Regions from separate parts of the Homo sapiens genome. Here region 2 is linked to region 1. A link is a loop called in an ENCODE intact Hi-C map of the cell type or tissue named here. Cell type or tissue: gastrocnemius medialis. All regions are shown on one strand. Each heading gives the region's core, and the rest is flanking DNA. Links, peaks and the distances in the headings are about the cores only.

The links. A loop is a pair of places that touch in the nucleus more often than their neighbours do. Peaks named below come from ENCODE experiments on the same cell type or tissue, not always from the same donor. Only the 100,000 strongest peaks of a DNase experiment are listed, where the experiment ranks them.
Region 2: it touches region 1 in a loop (6-fold over the local background); 3 of 110 quality-filtered maps call a loop at or near these places.

The regions. Positions count from the first base shown.
Region 1 is chr12:105,814,374-105,825,946 of GRCh38, forward strand. No RefSeq gene overlaps it. Among named protein-coding and RNA genes, the nearest start is that of CASC18, 120 kb to the left of the region's middle. In gastrocnemius medialis, for the core only: no CTCF peak of the experiment used is centred there; a DNase peak (open chromatin) is centred at 6,588; H3K27ac peaks cover 2,240 bases.
Region 2 is chr12:105,918,068-105,929,446 of GRCh38, forward strand. No RefSeq gene overlaps it. Among named protein-coding and RNA genes, the nearest start is that of NUAK1, 220 kb to the right of the region's middle. In gastrocnemius medialis, for the core only: no CTCF peak of the experiment used is centred there; DNase peaks (open chromatin) are centred at 4,004, 4,434 and 4,836; H3K27ac peaks cover 3,753 bases.

The DNA of each region.
Region 1 (11,573 bases), core at 2,422-10,421:
TTCTGGCACACCTGCCAGTCTGACATCTGACATCAGTGTAAATAAGCCTCCCATAGGAATTGCTTTTATCATTGCACCTGTCTGTTCCAACTTACTTGCTATGATCACAGCCCACAGCTCTTGACGGCTGTGCACAGTCAGAAGGCACAAAAGAAAGCCTTTCCCTGGGGCCCATTTGTCTCTGCACTGTGCCCCAGTGGCTGCTTATCTATAAGTGGGTATTTTGACACTCCCAACCTGCCTATCCATCTCAGGCCTCCTCCGAGTTACTCAGAGTCTGATGTCTGAACCAGAGGTTAATTTATTATTTTTTTCTTTCATTGCCTGGTCTGGAAGTGGGTGTTTACCTCTATGAAATATTCAGGCAAGGTCCTATATCGATTTATAATAGACCTTTGTAATTAAAAAGATAATTTTTTATTGATAAGTCAAGCCAGGCATAGATACATATCTCTTTCTAAATACAAGTAAACAGAGAAAAATCTACTGGTGCCTGTGATAAACTGATAGATTCCCATTCTTCACCTTAATTCTTTAGACTTCCTTCATGTGTGGCTTTGGGGTTTTCCCTATAAAGGCAGGGCATACTTCCCTACCCCATGCAACTTGCTTTGGCCGAAACATTGAGGCAAAAGTGAGGGTGTGTCTAGGCCTCAAGAGGCCTTGTATGTTTACGCTGGACCTCTTTGGGCTTCTGCCATTGCCAGGTAAAGGACAGTCTGGGCTAATTGGTGGGTTAGGAGGGGTATGAGAGATACCTAAAGCACAGCTGTTGCAGTCCAGCAGCCCCAAACAGACCCCGCTCTGCTGAGTCCACTAGTCACCTGCAGACATCTGAGAGCTTGCCAAGATCAGCCAATCACCAGATAACCCACAGACACATAATAATAAGTGACTGTCATTTTAAGCTATTGGGTTTTGGGGTTATTTGTCACATGGCAATTGCTCATTGAAACACTGCCAATGACAGATACCTGGAGGAGTCAAAGGATTCATCTCTCTCTGGAATAAACTTGATGTTAAAAGAAGAAATTTTTTAAAATGACTTATACTTTGTTCTTATTACCGAAAATTAATTATTCATAGAACACTTAGAAAATATAAATAAGAAAAAGAGAAGAAAATAAAAATCAGCCAACATCTTTTTCCCAAGAAAATTGACATCCATGAATGTTTTGGTTTTTCATATTACCTCAAAAACAAATGGATTCATAACTTCCATGTTTAAAAATAATATCAATTAATCAAAAAGTAAAACATTAGTAAATTTGAGCAAACAAAAATGTAATATGTCTGCATGTTTGAAGGAAATACTAGAAAACAAAGAGCAAGAAAAGTGCAGGCATATTTGTAACACATATGACAAAGTGTTGCTGTCTTTGGAGCCTGAAGAGTTCCTATACATTGATAAGAAGAATGTCTGATCCTAAAGCTAGATAGCCAAGGACCCATGCAAAACTGACTGAAAGAGAAGTACAACCAAGAAACATTATGTGAGAAAACGTTCAGCCTTATCATCAAACAAGGAATGCAAATTAAAGTGACATTAAAATATTACTTTACTTTTGACATTACAAAACAACATTTAAATCATGCTTAGGGGGAAAGGTGGTTGAGTACAATAAATATAAACACGATTGGTAAAATGGTAAATATGCAACCCATTCAGGAAATAAATATGGCAATTTGGTTTTTACATTTAATATTAAGTAAAAAAAACCCCACTAAATTATCTACATAAAGTAGCTTATGTACAGTAAAAATCTTGAAATAAATAACATCAAAATGCTTATAAAAGTTTGTTTAGTTTTGCATGATTGCAACTATGAACTGCTTTGTAGTTTGTTTTCATCTTTTTCTTAAGCCCAAATTTTCTTAAGAAAAATACTCAAGAAATGTTATCTTTAAGCCATGAAACCTCTAAGCATATACTTCATATTAACCTTTTGAGTGTGGACCTGGGTAGCATGGCTCTTAATGCTATGGTCAGTAAAAGTCAAGGTTTGCTGGCAAACCCCTCCCTAGACAGTGCTTGCATCATGTCACACAATGGTACCTGGAAATTAAATTACTTTCCTAAAATGTATTCTCCCACTCTGCCCCCTGGATTTGGTCCTCAGCTGTTTGCTCCTTGTCCTGGCAAGCGTTCAGCAGAGCCTAAGATGGGGATTCTTGTGAAAAACATTTATTGAGGAACTGCTCTTGTGAGGAAGGGATGAGGGAAGCAAGGCAAGGCAGGGGAAGGAAGCTAAGGGAAGATGGGCTCCTGACTGAAGATTGGCTTCAGGCTGGTCCCCCAGGAGCTTGGAAGCATGATCTCCAGCATTGCAACTCTGGGCCCAGCTTGCATTATTCTGGCGGTCCTTCAGTGGTAGGCATCCCCTATCTGATCAAGGTCCAGTCTCCAGAGAAGGAGATAGCTGAGGTGTGCTAGCAGCCTCATGCACACCCACAGAAGGGAAGGGAAAGGGGACCTGGGGGAACACCAACCTCAACACTGCAGCACCTCCCTCCAATATTCCCTGTGGCCTAGGCATCACTGACCTTGGCCTTCTTGGATCTGGACCACATTCAGGGATGCACTCTTTTTCTTTCTTTCTTGGCTCTTCATCATCTTCTGCCCACTTCCCTCTGACCCAAAGTATGATAGTGAGGACATCTTACAAGAATGCAGGCATAGACAAAACCAGGACTACATGGTTCAGCAATTGAGCACATGCAATTCGTTTGAAGATGTGGACTGTGTTCACCACAGAGAGGCCCAGACCAGAGGGATGTGGTGGGATGGGTCATGAGCCTTAACGCAGTCTGAGTGTCCTCACTTATACTTGAGCTTAATGCAAGGGTCTCTAAAGGCTGCCATCCCCAAACCTGCTACCATCTCACCAGGAAAGTGACAGCAGCTACACTGGCTAAATAGAATAGGTAAATGTTATTTGCAAAAGCATGCAAAGACTAGAAAAGAGCTGGTGAGTTAGATATCTGAGTTCTCTAGCCATCTATCATCTCTCCCAAGTGCCACCATCTAATGATCTGTGAATATTTACTGAGGACAGAAAGGAGAGGGGGAAAGGAGAATGTTCTAAGTCAATCAGTCATGAATGAAGATGAAGCCATGGATGCACACTGCGTGTTCTACAAACTTTGCCTGGGGGCAAGGAGCATCCAGTCAACAGGAGATATCATTTTTGGAATCTCCTTAGAGTTTAGAATTTATCCTGCAATTAACTGGAAACTTCTGATGATGTAGACAGGACCATGTGAGATAGAGCACTAGAAGCCACAGTACAGGTATGTTCTTAGGAATGTGTTTGCCAAATTTAAAAAATCCAAACATTTTAAACTTATGCCTTAGCCTGTCAATAGAGGCCCTTCAATATCTGATGCCAGATTACCTTTCTACCTCCTTACCCATCATGTTCTGCTCCCTGACTCTAACTCCAGGTATACTGTTTCTTCTGCCCTGAAAGAGTTCCCTATTCATCATAAATTCCTTCTCATCTGAAAACCCTGATAAAAAGCACATCTACAAAAATCAAACACCCCATTTCTTGATCCTTTAACTGCAGTAGTATAACTCATTTTACATTGTATTCATTGATCTTGTTAGGAAAATATCTCCCCCATTAGATTGGAAGCCATGAGAGTTGTCTTATTTATATTTGGATTCTCAACTGGCAGTATATATTTATTAAATAAATGAATGAATACATGAAATGAAAAATTGTTTTCCTTCTATAACGCCTCTTCCAGAAAATTCTTTCGTTCTGTTTTATACCTTGCCCTGCCACATGCATACATCGTGTGCCCTTTCGCTGTTGTGTCTTCCTTTCTCTGGGTTCCAATGTGCTGAATCTACCTGATATTTTTAGTCTTGAATTCTAAAGTCTAGCTACTGCTTGACTTGCCAGGTGAGCCCAGTGGGAATGCTATTCACGAGGGTTTTTGCTGGGCTATAGGGCACTAGACCTGCAGTTCTCCAGGCAGAGTTTCTGTAATCATGGCAATGATGCAATTACTGGTATCATTAATAATATTCATAATGTTTGGTGAATCCTTTATGACTCGCATTGTGCTAGGTGCTCCACATGTATTTTCTCATTTAATAACTCTAGATAACACTCTAGAAGTAGTGTTATCATTATCCCTATTTTCCAGATAGGTTTTGATAGGTTTGGTAACTTGCCCAAGGTCAAAAGCCTAGGCCAAAAAAAGCAGAAGCTAGTCAAATAACAGAGCAAAACTTTGAATCCAAATCCAAAAGACAGTAGCACTCAAATCTTTAACCACTTCCAGTCCCTGTAACCATCACTGACATGTTCAAAAAGCTTCCCAGATATCACCATGATGATGGTGCTTAACATAAGTTATTGCATTTAACCCTTCGAGGAAGCACAATAGGACAGAGAGGCTGAATTGTGGTGCAGGTGGCAGCCAAAGGGGGAAGCTGGAGAAATGGAGTTGAGTGTCAGGTACAGGGGGACACCTTGGACCACCAGAGGATGGTATAACTGCAGGACCCGAGGCTAAGAAGCTTGGAACAGGCTGGGATATGAGACATAGGATGAGTTGGGGTGAGTAGTTTGGGATTAGATCAAGACAACTCCAAGAGTGTTGGAACCCACCTTCATGTATTATTGGGTGTGTGTGGAAGGAAGATGGATAAATTCAAAGAGCCAGGCTGCACCAGCACTACAGGAACATCTCTTGCCAAATCCACTTGTCATGTTCTTTCCTTTCCAGGCTTGATGCATAGTACACACCCTCACTGTAAATTCTTCCCTTACACAAGACCTGCATGGAAGGGGCGTGGGGGTAGAGCAGATCCAACACTGACTTGGGGTTCAGAAGGCCCTAAGTTCTTTCCTGGCTCAGTGCCCTGCCAGCTGTGGCATCTTTGAAAATAAACTCTCTGAACCCTGATTCCTTCTGTTGTCAGTGGAGAAAATGATACCTACTGCATAGGTTGGTTAAGGGACTGAATGAGGTACCTTATAGGAAGCATTTAGCAAAATCTGCACACAGTAGGCATTAATAAGTGTTAACCCCCTTCTCCAACTATCCTTCTATAACTCCCTTCTTAATTTTGTCATCCAGTTGTTTCATGTACTGGGTTTTACGTCTCCAACTAAGTGGTGAATTCCTTCAGGGCAAGGGTTATGTCTTTTACTGTCTTGGTTTCTTCATTCAGTCATTCAACATGTACAATTTACTTGCAGTTGATATTATGGCTTTGAGCACTTGGGAGAAAAAATGAATACAAATGGTTGTTTTTCTTTAAAAAAAAGATCCTGCACGGGCAATCTATGTGTGAGGCTATGTCAAATTCAGTATATACATCAGGAAAAAAATGTTGCCTGGTAAAGGCCAATAAGCATGTGACATTGTCAGACGCTGGGTCAGCACACTGAATAGTTCAAAGGAGTTATTCCCAGAAGATTTCTCACTTCCTTCCCTCAGTTATTGAATACATTGCCTTAACCTCTACCCTTAGCATCAATCATCTTTGCTTTTTACACATTTTAGAGTAATAAATAGTTCAATCAGTTTCATATATTGGCTTCTCATGTTTTAAAATTTAAAAAATGTTTTCCAATTACAAAGGCAATTCATGTTCACTTATGAAAACATTTTAATAAAAAATGAGAAAAAAAGAAGATGTGTTGAAAATCATTTCTAATTTCACCATCTAGGGGTACCCATTGCTAATATTTTGATAGAAATCCTTCAGATTTTTATAATATGTGTGGAGATATATTATAAATGCTTAATAGAATTACTATATGTAATGTCAGTCTTTCATCATTCTAATTTCCACTTTGGATTTCATCCATCTCTATTTGTTTATCTGAAAACAAAGAGAAGAAGAATGTTTCTATTAAAGTGAAGCCCAGGATGGCAGTGTTTATGTGACTTGAGTTCTTGGCTAAAGCTGTGTTAGCAAGTGTACATCCTGTGTACAGAGAGGAAGGTGTGTGTGGACTTTAAACCATTCCCCAGGTATGGTTCCATGGCTTTTCCAGCCTAGCTCATTCTTATTTCTTTCTCCCTCTTGTCCTCACTCTTGGCAGTTTCTTCTCTGGTGGCCTGCTAAGAGTTACAAGTTCATTAGCAGCATCAACTCAAAGAGAGATCAAATCTGTGGAGACCCTTGCTCTTTGAGCACCTTGCCTGCAGCCCTTAAGCTGACATGCACTGCAGATGGCCCGAGCTGGGTGGAGGGCATACTGTACAGAAGGAGGATACAAGCCAAGGACATTGTGTTCTGTCTCTAATCAAACCCCATTAAGTGGCAAATTCCTCTATTCAAAAGTTTTCATAGGATGGTACTTTCAAAAGAACTCCAGCTGGTTAAACTTAGGGCCTGAAATAAATCCAGTCTAATAATTCGATCTGGCTCTGGGCCTGCCACATCCTTTCGATGGAAGAACTCAATGCATTTTCATTCATTAGGGGCCTCCTCTCAATGTTGACTCAGAGGTAGGCCACAAAATTCTTTGCTTGTGTTGGCCTTGAGAGGACTGGGTCACTTAATGAAACAAGTAGCTTCCAGTGTGTCCCTGGCTGTTAACGCAACCTCCTCATGCTTGCTGGTGCATTTTCAGAGCTTGATTGTGCAAGAAATATTGCTATTTTTGTAAATGGTTTGGCCTCTGCAGTCATTAACCTGGCATTTCTCCCCCGTGGAGGGGAAACATCATGTGTCCATTGATTCCTTCTTTTGTTTGTAAGCTGTTTGCAAAAGAAAGCCCTCAAAAAAAGTCCTTTCTCCCTGCATCTTGTCATTAGTACCAACATGGAATTTCTTCTAGTTACTTTTATCAACTTACTAAGTAATATTTTTCAGAATATTTAGCAGTATTTTCCTGGTTCTTTCAAGTCTCTTGGCTGCTGGAGTACATCGCTAGTCCTTGATCCTTTTATTGCTTAGTTCCATTCACAATTACAAGTCAGCAAATGTTTCAGAAATGCCTTCAGTGGGCAGAGACTCTGCCAGGTACTTGGGGTGAAGGGAGGTAGAAAGAAATTTCCAATTTCACAGATTAAAAAGTTGACCACACCAAGCCCTTCCTCCACTCCTCTAGGCTGAATCCTTGGCCCCCTCCTACACTTGTACCTTGATTATGATCCTTAGTGATCTCCTTCTAGGAGCTGGGTATGGCAGGCTTTCCATGTAGTAATCTCAAGCCTCCCAACTTAACAGCAAAATAGTACATTTTGATGCCATGATTACATACAGAGGGCCCAGACTAAAAATGGATAGGTTCAAATCCAAGCTCTACAATGTTTCCCAGTTACATAAATTTGTTGTGCCGCAGTTAACCCCTTTGGAAACTATAATAGCCCCTTCCTCACAGGGGCATTGTGAGGATTAAATGACATAAGGAATGTCAGGCCTCAGTGCACTTGGGACACCTAGAAGACTCATCATCAATTTTGCTATTTATTGTTGTTGTTGTTAGTGATGTGTTAAAACAGGAAAATTTAATGAATGTTTGGGATTGCAGAGCAGGAAGGTGGCTGGCCACTCCCCCAGCCCCAGAAGGCCCTGGAAGCTGGCTGGGGATAGAATTAAGAACACAGCTGAAATTAAAACCAACGGTCCCTTTTCTGCCCTCATGTCCCCCGGCTTTCTCTCAGTTTCTTGTCATTTTCCTGAAACCTCAATGGCCTGGAAAATGAGACCACGAAGGAGATCAGGGTGAGGAAGAGGGAGAGGCCACAAGGACCCCAAGTTGGAGGGAGAATGTTAATAGAAATGGTCTCTGCAGGTTGAGTCCGTCAAGCTCGGTGTGTTTGTATTAACTCCATGAATGCTTCTAAGTCAGCTTGCCATACAATTGCTAGCCTGCTCTATTAGAAGGGGGCTTTCCTGATGTTGACTTCAATTCTCTAGGCCATAGAAGTCAGGAAAGCTAAAAATGGAAACTGGCCAATCATTCATCCCCCAGGGCTGGGACCTCAGCGCTTTCTCGTCGGCTCTTCCTCTTTCACAGGGAACCACAAGGAGAAAAATCTAATCAGATTGCTGCATTCCAAAATTTGCTCAGGAGCGATAAAAATAAACTCCAAGCATCCACATATTTGATCAATTTACTTTTATCCTTTAATCGAATAAGCCTCAGCCCTGCAATCAGGAAGAAAAACATTTCGCTAAGCATTTCATTTCTCCAGTGATTCATCTAGCAGTGGTCTCAAAGTTGACAGGATGAGAATAAGGTATTTAATGCTGAAATAATTTTTATGACCACATCACAAGAGGCTGGAATGGCTTTTAAGGTACATCATATTTTAATCACAAGCACACATACAACATACATTGCTCAAAAACTTTGGAAAAGATTGAATTGGAATACCAGAATCATAATATCATTATCAAGAAAAGGAGGGCTGGCTTTTTTTTTTTTTTTCAGTCTATAATTCCTTCTGTGTTTTTGGTTGGCCTGACAGACTTGGAAGAAAACTGTTTTAGAAAGAAAGTAACAAAAAGTACATCCAAAAGGAGGTTTCAAATCAGCAGATGCCCACACATGTTAAAATTGGCAATCTCGCTGTTTTGTGTACTCATGAGCTGGAGGGAAGGCCTCCTTCGAAGCATCAGAAAGATACCCAGAAGGCAGAGACATCTGCAGAAGGCTGGGACATTTCAGGGACCAGACACATAGCCACTGTCTCCCGCTAGCCTGTTCCAGGCTCCATACCCCTATTTTCAGTGGAAGGAGGGAAATAAAACTGTCACTGTGGCATCTACTGCTAAGGCTCAGGTCACCCTCTTTTTAAAAGCTGCCACTTAGGTCCAGGGACCCAGGAAGAACAAGGCAAAAAGAAGTGGGTAAGAGAAGAAGGAAAGGTACTAAGAGTGGGAAGGCTAATAAGAGTTGTTGGTAGTCGGTTTTTTTGTTTTTTTGTTTTTTTGTTTTTGTTTTTGTTTTTTGTTTGTTTGTTTTGTTTTTTGAGACAGTCTTGCTCTGATCGTGCACCATGATCTCAGCTCACTACAACCTCCGCCTCCTGATTTCAAGCAATTGTCATGCTTCAGCCTCCTGAGTAGCTGGGACTACAGGCGCCCGCCACCACACCCAGTTAATTTTTGTATTTTTAGTAGAGACGGTGTTTTACCATGTTCACCAGGTGGATGGATTGCTTGAGGCTATTAAGAGTTTTGGAGACAGGATGATGTGGTGGGAAAACCAAACCACAAGAGCAAAAGAGAGAGAAGAGGGAGGTCCCAAGCTTTGGAACTAGAGAAACTTGGGCTCAAATCCTAAATCTGCTATTTCTCTTGGTGTGATCTTGAATCAGTTACTTAACCTGTCTGAGTTTCTGCTTCACAATTGAATAACAAGGGAATCACATCTAATGTACTAGCTTATCATGAGCATTAGTGAAAGCTCTTAGGACAGTACCTGAAATATAATAAGTACATAATAGTTTTCATATTTCTTCTTGCCCTTCAACCCCTTCAAAGGTAAGGAAACAGAATAGAGTGTGTCACTCAATTAAAATATTGTCCCTCATCTCTGAAACCCCTCCGTGGTTCACCACTGTCTACAAAATGGAGTGCCAACTTCCTGGCAAAGCCTGCCAGCTGCACAATCGCACAATCTGGCTCCAGGCTGGTATAATTAGATACCTCCCCTCCTGCACGCATCTGGGTACCTTACACCCCATTCACCACCAGACCATTTTGTTCTCTCACTTCTTTGCTCTTACTTATGTTGGTTTCAGCTTGGGATTCCAAACTCTACTTATTTGCTCATGGAAATCCTACATTCTGTCTGCCTTCCCTTCTCCTTTATTGAGCAACCACAGTATGCCAGCACTGTGCTGGGAGGCAGAAACGAAGAGAAACACGACTGGGCTTGATCTGAGAGACTTTTCAAAGACTAGTTTTAATATGATCAAGGGAACAATGAAATCTGCTGGAAGAATGTGGAGGGTATGGAGAACGGACACAAAAAGGAGGTAGCAATTGAGCTGGGCTATGAAGGTTTTGTAGAAGTCTTTTCAGAAGGGAGAAGGCAGAGGGGCAGTGGTAGCAAAGACAATGAAAATGACAATATTTTGAGGGAGTGAAATCCTAAATTATGCTCTGTAGCTGGAGGAAAATCGAGTGGGGAAGAACCAACAGGAGGGAATGGCTGGGAGGTGGTACAGGTGGTGTGTGTTAGTCCATTTTTGCATTGCCTTATAGGAATAGCTGAGGCTGGGTAATGTATAAAGAAAAGAGGCTTAATTGGCTTAGGGTTCTGCAGGGTTTTTAAAACGTGTGGTGCCAGCATCTGCTCGGCTTCTGGGGAGGCCTCAGTCAGGAAATTTCCAATCATGGCAGAAGTCGAAGTGGGAGCAGGAAGGTCATATGGGGAGAGCTGGAGCAAGAGAGAAGGAGTAAGAGAGAGAAGGGGAAGGTTCCCAGACTCCTTTAAACAACCAGATCTTGCATGAACTAATGGAGCAATAACTAAATTGTGAGCAGGGGAATGATACTAGACCATTCATGAGGGATTTGCTTCCATGATCAAATCACCTACACCCAGGCACCACCTCCCAACACTGGGAAGCACGTTGCAACAGGAAATTTGGAGGGGCCAAACATCCTAAACCATATTGTGGTGCACACAACCCTAAGCTGGCGACATGCACTATCTTATGACATGCACCACAAGCTCTGCCCACCACTTCACAGCTGTTTATCCCTGAGCAGTTCCTTCACCTTTTTATGCTTCAGTTTGTTCTTCTATAAAGTGGAGGTAAAACTAGCTCCTAGCCATGAGAACATGTGAGGATAAGATGAGGTGATCCCTGTAATATTCCTTCCCGCAGAAACTCTGACAACATAGGAAGTGCTGAGCACGCGTTAGTGATTCATTTTTTAAAAAGTCTAACTAAAATGCCAGCTCTTCTGTTCAAATTTCCCTGACATCCTGAGTTAACACTCACTCCTTTGTCCTTTGTGCTTTCGTGGCACTTTTGTAAACCTCTGGTTAGCACTTGTTTTACAGCCTTTTGCATCACAGCGTATTTGTTTTTCTACTTCTCTATCTGACAAATGAAACCCTGTGTCTTATTCATTCATCTGTGGCATTCCCTACTTTGAAAGCACAATACTTTGACTATGGTGGTTAATTACTCAACTATTGTTGAAGGAATGAATAAACCCCTTATTAAACAGTTTATGATGATTTAATTTTAAGAAATATTAGAGCTAACAAAATATCCTCCAAACCAGTATCTTTCAAACTGTTTTATCAACCCCCAGTAAGACAGGCATTTTACATCAAGACCAGGTGTGTGTGTGTGTGTGTGTGTATATACATTTATGTAAATACACACACACACATATATGTATATATATATATATAAATGTTTGTAGTTAAACCACTGCTCAATGAAATAAAAGAGGATACAAACAAATGGAAGAACATTCCATGCTCAAGGGTAGGAAGAATCAATATCATGAAAATGGCCATACTGCCCAAGGTAATTTATAGATTCAATGCCATCCCCATCAAGATACCAATGACTTTCTTCAAAGAATTGGAAAAAACTACTTTAAAGTTCATATGGAACCA
Region 2 (11,379 bases), core at 1-8,000, 100 kb after region 1:
CTCATTAATTGCAACAAGTGTTCTAGGATAATGTAAAAGGTTAATAATAGAGAAACAAGGATTAGTGTGGAGTATATGGGAACTCTCTATACTACCTTTGCAATTATTCTGTAAATCTAAAACTATCATAAAATTGTGTAAACCTGCGACTAGTCTAAAATAAAATCAAATTTAAAAACAAAGCCAAAAAAATGCATGCAAACAAAAAATTATATAATAATACATACGAACAAAAGATACACAATAGATGAGAGCAAATAATGTAGACAAAAATGAATGAATCAGTAATGGAATGACAAGCCTTACATGAGCCAATGAAGATAACCTTTCTGATCTGAGGTCCACAAAGGAAAGAAAGTAATACACTCCCCCACAAATCCCCTGCTATCAATGCTTCTTTCATGAATTGGGACCTACATTGTATTCTGTCTACCTGTGCTTCCTTCTTTTGAAAGCATAACTTTTTGAGCTAAGGCTTACTGCACTCTCTTTCTGCACTGAAGCCTAACAGCGTGATTTATATCAAGTAGAAAACTGGATAAATTATGTTTATCCCTGCATATCAAGAGCACTGTTAATGAGGTGCTTTAACAGAACAATTTGTAAGTATGTTGATGGATATTTAAGCACTGTCTTTATTGCTCTTAAATTGCTCTAATTTGTTATAGTTTTTGTGGTCCTTATGGTATTTGGAAAAAATATATTTATGAAAAGAAAAGAAGTTGCCACTTTTGAATCAATGAGATCTGGGTTCAAATCCAATGCGGACATTAGACCTAAGCAAATGACTTAATTTTTTGGTGTTTCAGTCCCTTATCTGTAAAAATTTTGATAATAATACTTGAGATAATGTATGTATTGTAACCCAAAATGGTGATTCATCCATGTTAGTGCTTAATTTTCCTTGACTCTTACATTGTTACCTTTAGATACTGAGATAAGTGATGCTATCCTACAGGGAAGTGGGAAAATTCTTGACTGAAATCACCCGCTTTGCTAGTTTCATGGATGTCGTCTGTGGTATTTGATTATCCTAGGTAAAGATTCTCTTCCACAGGGGCAATTTAGGAGACTGTGTGCTCACACTTTGTGAACCAGGAGATGAGGATACTAATCCTGGTTCTGCCACTCACTGTCTTTGTGACCTAAGAACACTCACTTCCTTTCTCCATGCCTCAGTTTCCCTATCTCTTAAATGTCATCCTGGTTGATCTCCAAGATGCCTTGTGAGGAAGCCATCTCAAGAACTTAAAATCAAAATTGTTCTTTACGTTTTCATGAATGCTTATTTGTGGGTGGGGGACTGTGCCCTTTGTTGAGATTTGGCTTCATGTTGATGGAAGTTGGGGTAGACATTTATAACTTTTAAATCTGTGCCTTTCCATCAAATGATCAGAAACCCAAACACATTATTGAGCCTATTCAAGCTAAAAGCATAGCTTCAAAGGTCCTTTCCAGTTCTAACATTCCACTTCTTATTGGAATATAAAATAATTTTTTGCAGAAGACCCCCAACATCACTGAACACAAAATTATAGGTAAAAGAGTCTTCTAACATAAGATAAAGGACTTCAGATGAGTATGAAGGCACAAACTAGAAGAGGAATGAAGTCCTCAAGATAAAGCCATTCTTAACGAGTTCTCAGAATGAATATTCCGTTGGCTTAAAATGAAGATTCAACTCTACTTAACTCCAGAAACTTCTATTGAACATCCACCATGAGCCAGAACTTATCCTCGGTCTTGGAGATACCAGGGAAGCATTTAAAGGCTTGAAGCAAGAGACTCACAAAATCAGATTTGCATTTTAGAAAGCTCACTTGGGGGAGTGAATTTCAGTGGGGAAAGAGGGAAGGCAGGGAGACCAGAGAGAAAGTTTAGGGATTTTACTGAAGAAGTTCAAGCAAAATACTGTGGTGGTCTATATGCAGGCAGTGCTGATGGAAGTGAAATGGATAGTTTGAAGAGATTTCCAAGAGGAAGACACACCCAAACTTCATGACTGGTTAGAAAAGATATGTGCAATGGGTTTACACTCGTACGTGTGTGTGAGCTTCCATGATCGAAAGGGTCAGGGGATGGAATGGAATGCAAACCATGAGATGCCTCCTAGAAGCTAGCCTTGTCCCTAGGCCTAGCTGAGGCTCAGGGGGTTTCCGTGAATCCTCCTCATAAATCTGTACAGGAGAAAAACAAGAGGCCAGACAAGAAGAAGCATGTCTGAGGTAAAAGGAAAAACATGTTTGGTCCTAATAGGGTTGTGGTGGAGGAAGAAAGGGGGAGGAACTGCTCTGCAGCAATCTGCCCTGAGGTAGGGACTGATCTGTGAGGCTGCCAGCATCTGCAGCAAGATGTTAATGGGGGTTATCAGCTGTCGCTGGAGCCCAGGCAGGGAATATGTTGGCAGCTGAAAGCTCTAGCACAGCCAAAATGTGTGTGTGTGTGTGTGTGTGTGTGTGTGTGTCCAAGAAGAAACACCAGCCTTATTGTCTCTAGACATCCTCAGAGAACAAATGGTCTTGGCGAGTCAAGCTCTGAATACCAGTTACACAAGACAGACACCTTTAATGGAGATCTGGCACTTCTCAGTGGGGACCGTTTGCATAAAACCATTTCATTCTTTCATCTCTGGCAGGAAGAGGTCCCTTTTATCTCGAAGAGAAGCTCTCTCCACAAATGAGATGACCCCACCCCAACCAGACACACACAGTCATGCACACAGTCAGTCCCAGAGGTCTTCTCTGTCTTGAAGGCCTGTCCAGCTTCATTTTTTTCCTTCCTCATCCACTTGCCAATTCATGTTTACACACCAGCACTTATATTTAAGCACATTTCTCTTGAGTGAAGATTCCCATAAATGTTGCTTTGTAAATGTGTCCAGGGCCAGATATCAAATGGTGGAGGCCCAGTGACATCTTTCAAAAGGTACTTTGGCATTTTACTCTGACACCATTGTAAGGGGGTCCAGGAATCAACTTGGTGTTCTGATGGCCTGGAAAATAATCCAACTTCTTCTAGAGGACGATAGTAACAGCATTAACTTTGCAGGTAGGTAGACTTGGGCTGAGCCTCAGGTTGGCCACTGACCATAAACCTGTGACTTAATATTTCTGCTTCAGTTTTCCCACCTGTAACATGGGAATAATAACTATGAGCAGGTACTACTATTATTCCCATTTCACAGATTGGGACCATTGAGACACAAAGAGTTAAACAATTGTTCCTAGATGAAGCAGCTAGTAACTAGCACAGCTTACATTTGAACTCATGCAGTCTGGGTCTTCCTGTTGATAACCATTATGCTACATTGCCTGCCATATTACACATAATTTCTTCTTTAATCCTCAAACAATTTCTGTTAATGGGATCTTGGACAAATTACTTAACTCTCTAAGCCTCAGTTGTCTCAACAGAAAATAGGATTTTGATACTGTAGACCTCAAAAGGATGTCATGGGGAATAACTGGGAAACCACGTCTGAGCAGTTGTGGGCATTGTAATAGAGCCTGTAGTCACTGCGGTGATAATACCGATCATGTTGTTAGCATCACAACGTCCATGGTACTTACAGTTATTTGTTTTAATATTTGTAATTTCCTTTAACTACATGTTCCCTGAGGACAGAAACTGTCCGTTATTTACCCTGTACCCACAGCACTTAACAACCTAACACAAATGGAACATACTCCGGGACATACTCTATTTTCAATGCTGTTTATTGATGAATCAGTAAATGCCTTTAATACTGTCTCTCTCTTGGATTGCTGTAAGGATTAAATGAGATAATGCATGTAAAACGGCTAGTACAATGTTAGGCTTGAGAATTCCATCCAATTAATGTTAGCTCTTTCCCTTTTGCAACAGAACACATTATTTGAGATAAACACACTGGAATCACATGGCCCAGAGAGTGAAAAACAGGACACCTGGACTCCTCGAGGAACAAAAACATCCCAGCTAGAACCAAGTACCATGAGACACAGGCACGTGAGCTGATGAGGAGCATAAGCTGGAACCCACCTTTGTGGGAGCACCACCAGGCATCACAGGCAACCATCCTGCAGGCACATTTGGAAATCTCAAGAGCAGGAAAGGGAAGGCACTCTTTGTACTGGTTGATTAAAGCTACTAATTAGGTCCATGCATGGTACAAACACTGGCAGTTCTTTCTTACTGGGGCAACAGGGAAGAGGTTGGCAGGGGTGAGCAAAACTACAGCCAATTCCTCTGTGAGCCAATGAGCACCTACAAAGGGAGGATTCGACCGAGTACATTTGGAAATAGAAATTGCCAACAATGTTCAGAAACTCTAAGTAAAAATATAATGGTCAGGTGGGCAAAAAAAATCTCCTTCTTCCTGCTTGAAGCTGCTCAGAAAATAATCAAAGTTGAGGCAACAGACAGTGGAAAAACATGGGCTTGGGCATCAGAGAGACTTCCCTTCCAGCCTTGGCTGATGCAAGTCAGCTATGACCTGATGCAAGTTGGCTAACACTTCAGAGATCTTTTTTCTCATATACAAAATAGAAAATACCCATTTCATACAGGCAAGAGAAGCTTAAATAAATAGACTCTACAAAGGGACCAGAAAATAATAGACTAGATCCCCTATCATCATCACCACCATCTAAAGGTAGCTGTCTTGATTATATGGCCCAGACCACCTGGAATCAGTGCATTCATATCATCCCTCTTAAGTGGCTCTGGTGGTTATATTATTGTGCGGTGCTATGAGTCACTGTCTATTAATATAACTTACCCAGGGCTTGTAACAGGACAGCTGGCAAATAAGGATTCATAGATGGAAGGAATCTGGGTCATCCTCAAATAAGATGAGCCACTCCATAAATAAATAACAGGGCACTGGCTGGGTTGGCTGGGGACTAGGGGAGATGAGGGGATGGTATGGACTCAGGAAGCTGGGAAAGCGCAAAGTCTGAGAAGAGGGAATGCGAAGAGTGGGGCGAGCTGAAGACCAGCACTGTCTGAGAATGCGTTAGAAATAACTGAATCATAGTGCATCACCCAATTTAGTGGTTCTCTCCCAGGGCTGCCCACCCAGACTGAATTATGGAAGGCCAAGCCATGGCAGAGGCAGCAGCCAATGGGAGGTAAGCTAATTCATAACTGACAGCCTTGGAATATCTCAGGAAGTGGAGCAGCAGATACCACAGGAGGTGGGAGGTGAGCCTAGGCTGAAAACAGGGGGCTGGCGGAGCATCTATATCATAGGAGCCTCAACAACATAGTCCCCCACATCACTTGGATACCCTGGATCCAGGAGAAGATAAGTGGGTCTCCTGTGAAACTGAACCCAGAGAATCTCTAGACTAGCCTTTCCAACCCTTGAAATAATCTTAAGGTCTCAAGGAACCTAAATATTTTATCTACAGCTCCTGGTATATTAGCATAACCAGTAACTTGTAGATATCATAGTCCAATAATAATTTGTCAATGCTCTTTTGAGCAGAGAATATCATCTGTCACTCTATTTTGCTTACCAAATAGCCTAATCTTTTTCTGTGGTTTCCCGCTCCCTATAAAGAATATCAACCCTAATGCAGGCCAAGTATGCAGGTAGAATAAACTTTCATCCCCCACATTCCTTTTTTTAACCTTCCTATTTAATTTTTAAGAAAACTTCTTTAACTAGGACTAAAGTCTTAAATATCTACTGTACAAGAGGTGAATGTTATGTAATACATAGCCTGTGCAAGAGTAGGTTTTTACCCCTTATTTAAAACCTTTTTTAAGCCAAACTTTACAGAGCAAAATAAGCAACTACACTTAACTTACATGTTTTGAAATTACTCATTCTTTCCTTTCTATTCATCTTTAAAATTCATAAAGAGAATGCAATACATTTCTGTTAAATAATTGGCTTAAGAAAAAATGGAATTTAATTTCTCTAAAGGTAGCTTGATATATTTTAAATAAAGGTTATACATTATATTGTGACATGTGTATTTACAACCTGAAAATGTATTGACACTTTGTTGAATAGTAAAGCTATTGAAATCACAAACTAAAGCAACGTGAATAAAAATATGGCCTAGGACAATTTATATAATTCTTAAAAAAATTTTTTCTTATTAACATAATTAGGCTAAACTTTAGGCAGGCTGTCTCAAAATAATTACAGACATGCGTTAGTTTCCTGCTTTCATATAGGCTTGTGTGTGTATTAACAATGTTATTCTGACATAAAAACTAACATTTACCTTTTTAATGTGAGATTTGTGCTTTTTTTTTTTCAGCACAATTACTCAACTCTTGGTTAAACTTGAAATAAGTACATAGAGATCTTATTTCCATCTTAAGTGAGAGAAGTTCTGTCCTTGCTCTTGGTGCATGTTAAACAAGGAAAAGCTTAATCACACATGTAGGAAGCTGAAAACTGCAGCAAAAATGCCCTTGCTTTTCTTTTAAGAGTATCTTTGGAAGGCAAGAGACTCTTCTTCACAGAACCCAGAACTTGAGGAGGGGCAGATCAATAAACCTCATCTTCAGCGTACAATCTGACTGTGCCTCACCAAATTCTTCCTCTTCTCTCACAGTCGAGAGTTCTCAGGCTGAGCAGAAGTTGGAGAAAGAGGATCCCTCACTCCATCATACACGTGTGTCAAAAGGGAGGGAAAATACTCTTCACTTTGGTACTGCAGATCTTCTAGGTGGTTTATAATAAGACGAGGCTTGTAGATATCCTTCCTCTAGCAGCAATAAAAATATGTCAAGATTTCCTTTTGCAACATCATTTTTTCCAAGAATCTTGTCACTTGAAGTCAAAACATTCTTTCTAATCCTTTGCACGGACTTGTTTCCCTGATGCACGTGATGAAAAATGTCTTCTAGGTAGGCTAATCTGTGCAGTCATTCTTCACCTTCAAAAGTCTCAGCAATTCTTGCTATTTTCTTGAAAGTACCCCTTCAGTTCACCTGTCAGCTTTACTACCTGTTGATAACCTTCCCTCTTCTAAGCCACTAAATTTCTTTATGTAGCAGGAGACTGTACGTGATTTTTGTTCAGGCTTCCATAATGTTTTAAACATTCTTGAGTAAATTGGTCTTTGCTTTTTAAGCTAACCATTTTTGTACCATTATCTGGATTCATATCATCTCCAAGAGTTTTTGCCTTTAGCATCTCTCTGTAAAAAGGAGTGTGTTGTGATAGTGGCAGGGTTTTTTTTTTTTTCCTTACAAGAGAGGTTAAACTTTTCATGGAGCCAATCACCAAAGAGCCACCAGCAATACACAGTTCCTCAAAGACAGACTTTGTGTCTCTAGATATAAAGATAAGACACTCACTATAGATGGCTTTTACTTGTTTGGGGCAAATTTTTTTTGGTAACAGAAAAGGTTTCTTTAATAACACCATCATTTACAAATCGTACAAATACCACGATTTGTACAAATACCAAATAAATCATGGCATTTATTGATGAAATCCATTGATTCATCAGACAAAATAGAGAAGCGATTGTTTTTCAGCTGATTACACAAACCTCGTCATCATCACCTGCCACATCATCAATATGTTGACTAATCAAATGGCTTCAAAGTGGAAACTTTTCAATTTCTCCTCCTACATTTTGTTCTATCATTTTATTCATTTTAATTTTACTAGCATTATTAGGTTTTCACTCACTGTGTGAATTATTTTGGGGGGGAGCAATAAGTTATCCTGCTAAGTAACTTGCTTCCTTAACCTGAATGTGATGTTTTAGCTAAGGGTTTACCCTGTTTGCTTTCATATTCCAGTAGCCATTTAAAATCCTCAGCCCTGTCCTTGTCTAATGGCTGTCATTTGTAGTTCAAAGTCACATTTCGCTGAAGCTATTGCTGCAGTTGTGAGTTGTTTACCACAGGCACTGCAGAGTGGGATAGGCCAGCCTGGATTCCCCAGCCATGTAAACCCATTGATGAGTAGCTTTCATTGAAAAGAAGAGATTTTATTGTGTGCCACTTGTGGCAGTGATACAGAGAAATGACTCCAAAGATTGTAATTCTTTGCTACCAACCTTAACAGAATTGTCCATACACATAGGACTAGAAAAGTTCACATGGAAAAACAGTTGGGGAAATAGTAAAGAAGGAATACTTCAAGGGAAACTAACCCTATCAGACATTGAAATATAAGTAAAACAATGTAGTACTAACACGTGAATTGCCAAATAGACCAACTGAATAGAACTGAAAACCAAAAATTAGACCCAAGTACCAATGGAAAATGAGTATATGATAAATGTAGCCTCTCGAATTGCTGGTGCAAAAATAGGCTTTTTAGTAAATAGTGCTGAACAACTAAGTCAACAAGAAGTTGGACTTACAGAAGCAAGAGACCTTTGGAAGAAGACCTCCATGGAGCTAGGAAAAGAGATTGCCACTTGGCTGGTGCTGATACCTCTGAAACACTGGTGCCAAAGGAAGTTGGAGGCCGAAACCAACTGCTAGTGTGATTCTGGTAGGAACAGCAAGAAAGAGAAAGAAGTCCTTTTCCCCTTCCTTCTACTTTCCATCTCCTTTCACGAAGCCAGCTGAGAAGAAAGAAAACGTAGTTTGCAGAGTCCCAGCACAGCATCACAGAGCAGAGTATAAGAAGGTGGGTTTGGAGCTGAGCTTAATAGCTGGCATAAGTGTAAAACATTGAGTATTTCCTTAGTTAGCGTGCATTCTCCCATAACTATGCTGAGAAAGGAGTCAGAGCAAATGAAGACTTAGGCTTAGACAAGAGCACTAAATCTTCATCTTCCTTAATAGGAAGTCCAGATAATACCCAAAAGAGATCAGTCAAGAACAGCAGTATAAACATAATACTTAGAAAAACAAGGTGAAACAGCTAAAAATTTAAAAAAGTTTAGGGAAAGAGGCTCGAGCAGAGGAGAGTGGAGAAAAGGTTTGCTTTGATTCATTAAGAGATTTGTAACATTACTTAGCTTTTTAAATTATGAATATATGTTTGACTTACATTTCTGAAAGTTAAAATTTAAATAAGAACATTTTGGTGAAGAGAAAAAGACTGTAACTCTAGGGTGGCATTTGTTGCTTGGAAAAATAAATTCAATATTATAAGGTAACTTTACCATTGGAAAATGAAAGAAGAAACTACCATTTTGATAATACAAACTCCCAAAAGTAAAAATGGAAAATTATTTTAGTTATTGAATTATATGAGAGATGGAAAAGTAATTAGAATTTAAATTGTGGGCTCCATGAGGGCAGGCTGAGTGTTCAAGCCATCCATTATACCCATATTTTATGAACTACTCAATGAAAAAAAGATTGAACAGAAGAGTTCACAACAGACATGGCAGCCTGTATTAGTTCCTTCTCACGCTGCTAATAAAGAAATACCTAAGACCGGGTAATTTATAAAGAAAAAGAGGTTTAATGGACTCACAGTTCCACATAGCTGGGGAGGACTCAAAATCATGCTGGAAGGCAAAGGAGGAGCAAAAGCACATCTTACATGGTGGCAGGCAAGAGAGCATGTGCAGGGCAACTGCCCTTTATAAAACCATCAGATCTCCTGAGATTTATTCACTATCACGAGAACAGCATGGGAAAAACTCACCCCCACGATTCAGCTACTTCCCATTGGGTCCATCCTATGACATGTGGGGATTATGGGAGCTACAGTTCAAGATGAGATTTGAATGGGGACACAGCCAAACCATATCACAGATGGCACAGCTGCACAAATCTCAAAGAATCCTGAGGGCTTACTACATACGAATAACATCCATCCTGTGCTCAAGTTGCTAGTTTCAGACAGGTGACCAGATAATTATAGTGTCATGTGGTTAGGACTATTTCAATAATGAGAAGTAAAAAACATATGGATATTAGAAGGTGGACACTATCACTCTGCCCGACAGTAGCTGAAGTTGACCTCGAGGGTTGAGGGGCCATGGTTGTTCTGAGTCTTGAAGGATAAGTAAGAGTTTACCAGGTAAAGAACACAGTGGGAAGAGAGTGGAAGAGGACACAGAGAGGTGACAGGCCTTGATGTGTCCACAGGAGAGCCAAACATCCCGTGGGGATGGAACAGATGGTGTTGGGAGGTATGTGGTGGGTGGTGAGACAAGGGAGAGAGGAGGACTTCCAGGCTGTGCTCACTGGAGCTTAACCTTTAGACACTGGGGAGCAATCAGAAGGAAAGAGTCCCTTAGACTTGATTTTTAAGGAAGGTCATTCTGGTAGCACTGTGGAGGAGGAATCCAAATAGCAAAAGAGAATAAACACAAGACTCCAGGTAAAACAACAAGAATACCAACAACAGTAAGAGAAGCTAATGTGTGTTCAATAACTTACGACGTGCTCTGCTCTATGATAAGGCTTGGCCTACATTGTCTCATTTCATCCTGAATATTACTCTGTGAAGTGGGAATTTTTTATCCCAATGGCACAGACAGGGATGCTGAGAAATGAGAGACTGGGCTTTTATGTAAGAAGAAAAGTATTCCTTAACCAGGAAGCTTCCGATATGTTTTCTGCCTGGGCAGGAACCATCAGCACGTGGAGCTGGCCTGATGCCACCAGGTGTGATCACCTGGCAGAACAGGAAGCGTTTGGTCAGGAATGAGGGCAGTTCCTGACAAGTGCAGAATGACATTTGAGAAAGAAGTAGGGTTAATGCCTAAATATGGTTATTAAAGGCAAGTTCAGGAACATGATGTCAAAAGACATCCTACCAGTCTCCTGACATCCAGGCCTCCCAAAGTCCAGTCCACTCTAGCTCTGGGTGACTTCCTGTCTCCACAAAGAGTTCCCAATCATGCCTCGCTGACAGTAAGTTACCATTTATTACTCAGGGCTGATACATAGCATACAACATGTTCCGTAAATGTTATTTTCTTTTGCCTACTCTTCACTGGAATTTCCCCCACATAACCATGCTCTTATTTAATAAACCCACCATTTCTTTCCAAACAAGTGCCTCCTTCCAATTTCAATAATGTCTTCGTCCATCCACACATTGGCTAAGTGAGAAGTCTCGGTGTCATTGTTAACTCTTCCTCTTCTCCTTCTCCACACATAGTCACTAAGTTCTATCATGACCCTAATTCCCAAGGCTTTTCCTATCATTCTCTCCTCTCATCTAACCACCTCTCAATTATCCAAAAAGCCTCTTTATGGTCATCCAACCACTAGTTTTGTGCATGTTGAGATAGCCCCTCATAGCCTCTATTAGGGGTTGAATTGTGTCTCCCAAAAGATGTTGAAGTCCTAACCCCTAGTACCTTTGAATGTGACCTTATTTAGAAATCAGATTTTTGCAGGCGATCAAGTTAAGATGAGGTCATTAGGGTGGATCCTAATCCAGTATGACTGAATCTTTATGCAAAGGGGCTGTTTGGACATAGATAGACATGAACAAAG